Regions from separate parts of the Homo sapiens genome. Here regions 1 and 3 are each linked to region 2. The links are chromatin loops, found by intact Hi-C in ENCODE. Cell type or tissue: B cell. All regions are shown on one strand. Region 1 overlaps ARHGAP12 (Rho GTPase activating protein 12). Region 2 overlaps EPC1-AS1 (EPC1 antisense RNA 1). Region 3 has its middle 130 kb from the start of KIF5B.

The links. Hi-C counts contacts between places; a loop is a spot of excess contacts. Peaks named below come from ENCODE experiments on the same cell type or tissue, not always from the same donor. Only the 100,000 strongest peaks of a DNase experiment are listed, where the experiment ranks them.
Region 1: it touches region 2 in a loop (6-fold over the local background); 7 of 110 quality-filtered maps call a loop at or near these places.
Region 3: a loop joins it to region 2, with 30 times the contacts of the local background. A loop is called at or near these places in 58 of 110 quality-filtered maps.

The regions. Positions count from the first base shown.
Region 1 is chr10:31,861,258-31,863,757 of GRCh38, forward strand. ARHGAP12 (Rho GTPase activating protein 12) reads right to left here. Exons shown (of 20, transcript NM_018287.7): 4 at 138-401. Among named protein-coding and RNA genes, the nearest start is that of ARHGAP12, 66 kb to the right of the region's middle. In B cell, CTCF peaks have their summits at 1,143 and 1,342; a DNase peak (open chromatin) is centred at 1,314.
Region 2 is chr10:32,366,543-32,369,042 of GRCh38, forward strand. All of the region lies in intron 1 of EPC1-AS1 (EPC1 antisense RNA 1), which reads left to right. It also overlaps a transcript of EPC1 not described here. Among named protein-coding and RNA genes, the nearest start is that of EPC1-AS1, 20 kb to the left of the region's middle. In B cell, CTCF peaks have their summits at 1,470 (motif pointing left) and 1,670; a DNase peak (open chromatin) is centred at 1,459; H3K27ac peaks cover 816 bases.
Region 3 is chr10:32,189,951-32,192,450 of GRCh38, forward strand. No RefSeq gene overlaps it. Among named protein-coding and RNA genes, the nearest start is that of KIF5B, 130 kb to the left of the region's middle. In B cell, CTCF peaks have their summits at 1,143 (motif pointing right) and 1,349; a DNase peak (open chromatin) is centred at 1,121.

The sequences.
Region 1 (2,500 bases), 510 kb before region 2:
AAGAATTTTTAATGATCTTAGAGATCACGTGTTTTAACATGCTGACAGTAAGAAACAAAACTATTTACTTCTTTGGTTTCTGAATAATGAAAAGAGAAAATCTGGTAACTTGCAGTTGATTCCTTAATTACTCATACCTCTTGATCCCCTGGATTTTGGAAATCTCCTTTGCTGATGCTTGCATCCCGAGTCCAACGAGGAGGTTTCCAAGTTCTTTCCTGTGTCCCTCTGTTATAGTAATAGCAACGCCCTGAGCTGTCTTTATGAGTTTCCCATTCTCCATTAATCTGAATTGCCGGGCTCCCAGGAAGTGGGGGAAGAGCAGACTGGGATATTTTCAGTTCTTGAAGGTTAGCATAGACAGGAGAATCTGGCCTTCCTTGATTTGGAGGTGTGGTTGCCTGTGAAATAAACATTTTTAAATTTCATGTTTAAACTGGTATAACATTTAAGTCAAAATTAAATGAAACAGGAGATTTATAAACAATACTAACTCATTTTAAAACATATATACAGGTGAATATATTCTGAGGAAATAATAATTTAACAGTTTTAATATTCATAGTTTCATTGAAAAATAAATAAAAGCTTCAAACCAAATCCAAAGTATGCATAATACTTTCCTTTACCTGAAACAGTGTGATGGACAGCCAAGAGCTGTGGGTTCTAATTCAAGATCTGGCACTAACAAGTTGTATGATATTGGGTAACATCACTTTACTTCTTTGAAAGTGAAATTTTTTATCTCAAGAAATGAGGGAATTGGACTAAACCACCAAGGTCTTTTTTGGCTCTCAAATTCTATGATTTTAGGCAATACTTTAAAATATAAAAAGTTTTACATATGAGTAGCACAGCTTTTATTATGAAAATTATCAAAAGAAAGATTTCATATTCTAAGCTCTAACATTAAATCAGGAACATAAGTGAAACATAAAAGAGGAATAATACTTAAGCTAAGAATTTACTACATTCTATTCCTTCTCAGGTATAATTTCTCAGAGGCTATAAACAAATCATTTAATCTCTTCCTAGCTTCCTTATTTGTGAATTTCCTAACAGTAGAAAAGTAAGAATTAGTAGTAACTCTGATTTACATGTTTAATGTTTAGCTACAGCTTTATTTTTTATTTTTAAATATCTCACTAGATGTCAGTCAAGAGCAAGCTACTTCATACCCTTTGTATAAGGGCACTGTAAATTGTATTAGGTTACACAGAACTTCAGTTGCTGAAGAAAAAAAACACACGTCTGAGAACACCTGCTTATGTTATGTATTTGTATTTCTGTATATATTTTCCTTTTACAGCAAGATTTCTTAACCCTAGCACCACTGACATTTTGAGACACAAAGTTATTTGTTGTAAGGGCTATCCTCTGCACTGTGGGATGTTTATCAGCTTCCCTGACCTCTAACCACCAGATGACAGTGGCGCATGCACACACAGACACACACACACACACACACACACACACACACACACACACACACACGCCTCCGACGTGACAACTGAAAAGCCTCCAGACACTGATGAATGTCCCTTGGGGGCAAAACTGGCCCTAGTTGAGGAACCACTGCTTTTCCCTATAAATCCTAGAATTATATTCAGATGTTCAATTACTTCTGAAATGTAACTAGAGTTTCATGAATGCTTTAAAATACTGAATTTGAAAAGAATACTGAATGGAAACACTGAATCAGTTTTATTGAAATTAAAGTGCTTTAACTTCTAAAAATATTTGTCTATAATGTTTGTGAGTTTAAATCACAGAATAAGCTCTGTGAAAACAGTAAAAATAACCCAAACACAAATACATGTTTGTGAAATGGTCACTGTTGGTCTTCTTACACATGGTAGTTATACATGTACTATATTCAATGATGCAAATTCGACTATTTTCCTTAAAACGTTAGCTTCAAATTTATCACTAAACAACATCTTTCTATGAAGAAAATCTATCCATGGAGACAGATATCATTTCTCCTTCAGATTAATTCCATATCCTAGTGAATGTGTTTTCTCTGATGAAAATAAATTCTGTTAATATAAAAATTCTATATGGCAAATCATGTCTCAGAACCTAGAATATCTAGAGAATATTTATTCAACCAATATTAAAGAAGTTCTTACTTTGCTCCTGATATTTGACTAGAACTTGGGGAAATAAAGATGCTAAGAAACAGCCATTTTCTAAATGATGTTTATGAACAAACTCTACTAAATCTTCAAGAAACAATTCCTGTTGTTTAAACAGTTTAAATTTTTAAAGTTTTTCCAGCTAGAAAAACCTGAAGTGGCCTTCAGCACAATCTATAAGGCTAGCATAATTCTGAAACAAGAGCAGAGAAGAATTAAATAAAAGAACACTGTAACATATCTCACTTATAAATATGGAAGAAAATATCCTAAATAAAACATTAGAAATCTAGCACTACATTAAATGAAACAAGCACAGATATTAAGAAAGTCTGTCTTTAGGAAATCTCATATTGTAATTC
Region 2 (2,500 bases):
ATTGTTTCAGATTTTCCTTATTAAAATTGGAAATCAGTATTCAATAATCATAAGAATAGTCTGCCATCAATTTTTTTTGGCCATTTATAGTGATAAATATGAGGTATTATATCAATACATGTAAAGAGGTATATATAAAAAAGCAAAATGACAGAACAAAAAGCAGCACACAGAGTGCAACCCACACAGTGATCACAGCCTTCAAAACGTGTGACAGGCATTGAAAGAATCATGAAGGAACACAGACAGAGAGGTTTCTCCTTAAGTGTGAGGGTATGAAGCAGTGTGCTACCATCTTCCTCACAAGTTGGATGGAGAGATTGCAGGTGAGTATAATGTAGCCTTTGCCATGGCAAATTCCAGAGCTAAAAAAAAATCTACGTGGAAATTTCCAGTTTTCCACTCTTAACATCACTAACCATCCAAACTATGTACGTATGTATGTATGTATGTATGTATTTTTAATTTTTTGAGAAAGAGTCTTGCTCTGTTGTCCAGGCTTGAGTGCAGTGGCACAATCTTGGCTCACTGCAACCTCCAGCTGCTGGGTTCAAGCGATTCTCCTGCCTCAGCCTCCTGAATAGCTGGGATTACAGGCGCCAGCCACCACACCTGGCTAATTTTTGTATTTTTAGTAGAGGTATTGCCATGTTGGCCAGGCTGGTCTCGAACTCCTGACCTCAAGTGATCTGCCCACCTCGGCCTCCCAAAGTGCTGGGATTACTGGCATAAGCCACCACACCCAGCCTTTCGCTATTCTTATTAATGTAAAGACTGGCATGAGCCACCGTCCCCGGCCCCAAACTTTTTTAAAACAATAGCTGAAGAAACTTTTAAAAAGGCTAGTAAGAGATGAATTTCACTAGAAAAATCTGATTAAATGTAATGTAGATAATTTTGAATTTTAGACATAAAGAAAAAATTTTAATTTAAAAGTCCAGAAAATTTCATAATCATAACAACTCAAAATTTAAAATTCCATATATTGGCATATAAAATAACATGTATATTAAACTTTCAATTCTTTTTAAATGATATATTTTTTCAAGTTTCCCCACTTTTTCACTAGGGAAACTTGTGAATACAGTATAGCTGAACAAATGTATTTTTAAAAATGCAAAATCGTAAAGTCATATAAAGGTGTGTTTTCCAATTGAAATGTACACATTTGTATTGAATTCTGAGTTTGTATTTATTTGAAAGGAAATAATAAGCAGACAACTGCCTGTTTCTATCCTCTCAAATAAACAGCAGTGCCATTCTGCTGTTAGCCAGCCTAACACAGTGCAATTGTTATTTTTCTTTCGTCTTTTCTCTGTCATTTTCTGTTCATTTTTGGGAGAAGAATGCTAAGTTACTAATATAAGTAGCCTTATAAATGTAAACTCATAATTGTCAGGAAATGTTACATAAGCGAATGTCTTCTGCGTCTTTCAACTTTTTGGTGCCCTTATGCTGCCCCCTGCTGTCCAGTGTCCACACTTACTGAAAATTGTCCCAAACTTCCAACCTTTTCTACTTCTCTTTACTCCGCCATCAAAACTTACCTGGCAAGAGACCCAGACTGTTGGAGTTTCCCTCCACAATGCCAATGGGTTAACAGACAAATAAAAGAAAGAAGTAGTTCTCTCTTTATTTATCCCTTCATCATTTTCTGGCAATTGACGCAAGCATTTGAACTGGTGCTCTGTGGGCAATGCCTGATTTCTAGGTTCCCCAGCTTGGGATTCCAAACCCTCCCTGTGTTAGTCCAAGCTACTCTCATGGACCTGTCTCTCCCAGTGTCTAACCTCTGCACATCATAGCCTACTCTCTATCCGCACTGGCTTCTAGCTGTGTTTCCCACAGCCACGTGTGTTCTTCCATCTTTGCCTGTGCCCACACTGCTTTCTCTACCTGGAAGGTCTTCTCTCAATCTTTATCTGCTGAAAGTTTACCCATCCTTCAAGGTTCCAGTCAAAACTACCTTTTCCTTTATGGCTCAGGGAAGTGTTTTTTTTGTTTGTTTTGTTTTGGTTTGGTTTTTTAATGTAGTAGAAATTCAATAAAGATTTATTTAATGAAAGAAAAGCAGATAATAAACCTTATACTCTATGTGACTCATTGACTTAACAGAGTACTTGGAGAAGATAATGACCTATTCCAGGCAGCATCTTTAATACTGCAAAATCCATACACCTGAATGCGGTAATCTTTTAAATTCGCGTCGCACTGTGTAAGGCCTATTTTGATCTCTGAAATCAGGTTTGTCTAAGAAATACAGAACTTAGAGTACATCTTGAGTACTTATGGCAAGTCTAGCGCTATTCAAGGCACTTTAGATGCACAAACTCATTGTGTTCTCTCAACAGCCATGTGAGATTAAGTAATATTACTTTGTTTGATAGAAGAAGAAACTGAGGGTCTGGACAATTGGTAGTAAAGGGCAAAGTTAGGAACTCTGAACAGATCAGACAAAGCCGTGTACTTCAAGTGTTCTCCTAATGTCTGCAATAGAAAT
Region 3 (2,500 bases), 180 kb before region 2:
TAGTTAGGAAAGTCCTCAGGGTTCCTTTCCCAGCCGCCTGGACCCAGGCTTGTGGACAGAGCAGGAGGCAGACCAAAGCCTTTCTTCCTCTTGCCCTCAGAGGAGTGGGGATATTTAGTTTCTTCTGTAGATTGAATGTTTAAGTCCCCTCAAAATTCACATGTCGAAGCTGGGCACAGTGGCTCACACCTGTAATCCCAGCACTTTGGGAGGCCAAGGCAGGCAGATCATCTGAGGTCAGGAGTTCAAAACCAGCCTGGCCAACATGGTGAAACCCTGGCTCTACTGAAAATACAAAAATTCACCCAGCGTGGTGGTGCACGCCTGTAATCCCAGCTACTCGGGAGGCTGAGGCAGGAGAATCACTTGACTCCGGGAGATGAAGGTTGCAGTGAGCAGAGATAGTGCCACTGCACTCTAGCCTGGACAACAGAGCAAGACTGTGTCTAAAAAAAAAAAAAAAAAAAAAAAAAAATTCACATGTTGACACCTAATCCCTAATGTGATTGTATTGTAGGTGTGGAGGTGATAAATTTCTATTTATCTTGCACCTCCCAAAGGTGATTAGGTCATAAAGGTGGAGTCCTCATGAACAGGATGAGTGCTCTTACAGAAGAGGCTTCGTGGACCACAGAGAATGCAAACACTATATGATGTGGTCTCTGTCCCAAAAAGCTTATGATACAGTTATCAGCATCACGGTCACTGTTCTCACTGCTTTCTACGGAGTTCTTACATCCGAGGCAATGTGGGGATCCACTGATTCATGTAACTCACATGATCATGGAAGAAGGTGCCTGATATGTGAGTCCTAGAACTCCTCATTCTGTATTGCTCTCTCTCTTTTAATGAAGCTTCCATTTCTAGACTACTCCTCTCTGGCTTTTCTCCTATTGCATCTCCATGAAATGTTAACAGAAACAACTCTTTTGCTTCTCATCATCAGCTTGTGAGGAGGCATGACAGAAGTGACACATTCATAACAAAGAAGATGGGAGAAGACTAAAAGATGTAAAGAAATAAAGTACCTATTGCAGTGCTTGGCACAGAACAGTTTCTAGAAAAATATTAGTTCCCTTTTTTTTCTTTTGTTTCACTGTGTCTGCACTAATAATTAGTGCCACTAGATGGCAACTTTTGGTCTAAAAACTACCCAGACAATCACTTTCAAATCTTAAAATACTTTTTGGGTTCTCTGTAACTGTATTCCACAGTGACTTTTAATGTAACAAAGTAAGAAAAATCTATTTGGGTTCCAAATAATGGAAAATGTAAATAAGTGAGCAGCAAAGTGCTCTTTGGGCAGAAAAACTGTCTAATGCTATGTCCTGGCCAGAATTTGGCATATAATTCTGCTTAAGAGTATTAATTATTGTGACTACTACTTAAGCACACTGAATGTTAAATTTCTATTTATCTTGCAGGATTCTCAGCATTCCCTGGTGACAATGCTTGTTTCATATTTAGGAGCTCCCCATATTTGCAGCAATCTATTCTTAGAAATAATTTTTTTGGAGAGTTCACTGGCCACAGATCACTCAGATACTGTTCCCCAAGAATTGAAAGGACAGAATCCTCAGCAAGCATTTTTTAAATTATTTACTTTCATTGCTATATAAGAGTTGTATATATTTGCTCAGTAAACTCTTGCAGGAGAATTTAGAGTAACATTTCAGCCTTTTCTCTCAAGTTTGTGATTTTAAAAATGGCTGGAAACATTTATTGAGCACTTATTGTACTGCCAGTTATTATGTTGCATATTATATAATAATCCTATGATAAGTTGGTGGAATTTTTATTTTTTCCAACCAATTTATGTTTATTCCAAAATTGCGAAGTTGGTTAAATATTTGAGAAACAAACAATGTAACTTATGTACTAAGAGAATAAAGGAGGAAAATTGTATAATTTACTCATTAGATACAGGAAAGTCTCCACCAAAATTCAATACTCATTCAAAGTAAAAACTCATTGCAAACTGTGAATAGACGGAAACTTCTGGCTGGGGGCAGTGGCTCATGCCTATAATCCCAGCACTTTGGGAGACCAAGGCAGGTGGATCACCTGAGGTCAGGAGTTCGAGACCAGCCTGGCCAACATGGCAAAACCCCATCTCTACCAAAAATACAAAAAATTAGCTGAGTGTGGTGGTGCACACCTATAATCCCAGATACTCAGGAGTCTGAGGTGGGAGAATGGCTTGAACCAAGCAGGTGGAAGTTGCAGTGAGCCGAGATTGCACCACTACACTCCAGCTTGGGTGACTGGTCTCAAAAAATAATAATAATAAATTTATTAATAATAAAATTAAAAATTAAAAACATCTTTGAATCAAAGGACACTATCAACAGAGTGAAATAATAATAAAATTAAATTTAAAAACAAACTTTAATTTGGTAATGGGTATCTGCAAAAAACCCTACATTAAATCTTACTAATTTTTTGGTAATTAAAGGCAATTTTAATAGAAAACTTGCTATTCTATTATTTTTCCCAATAC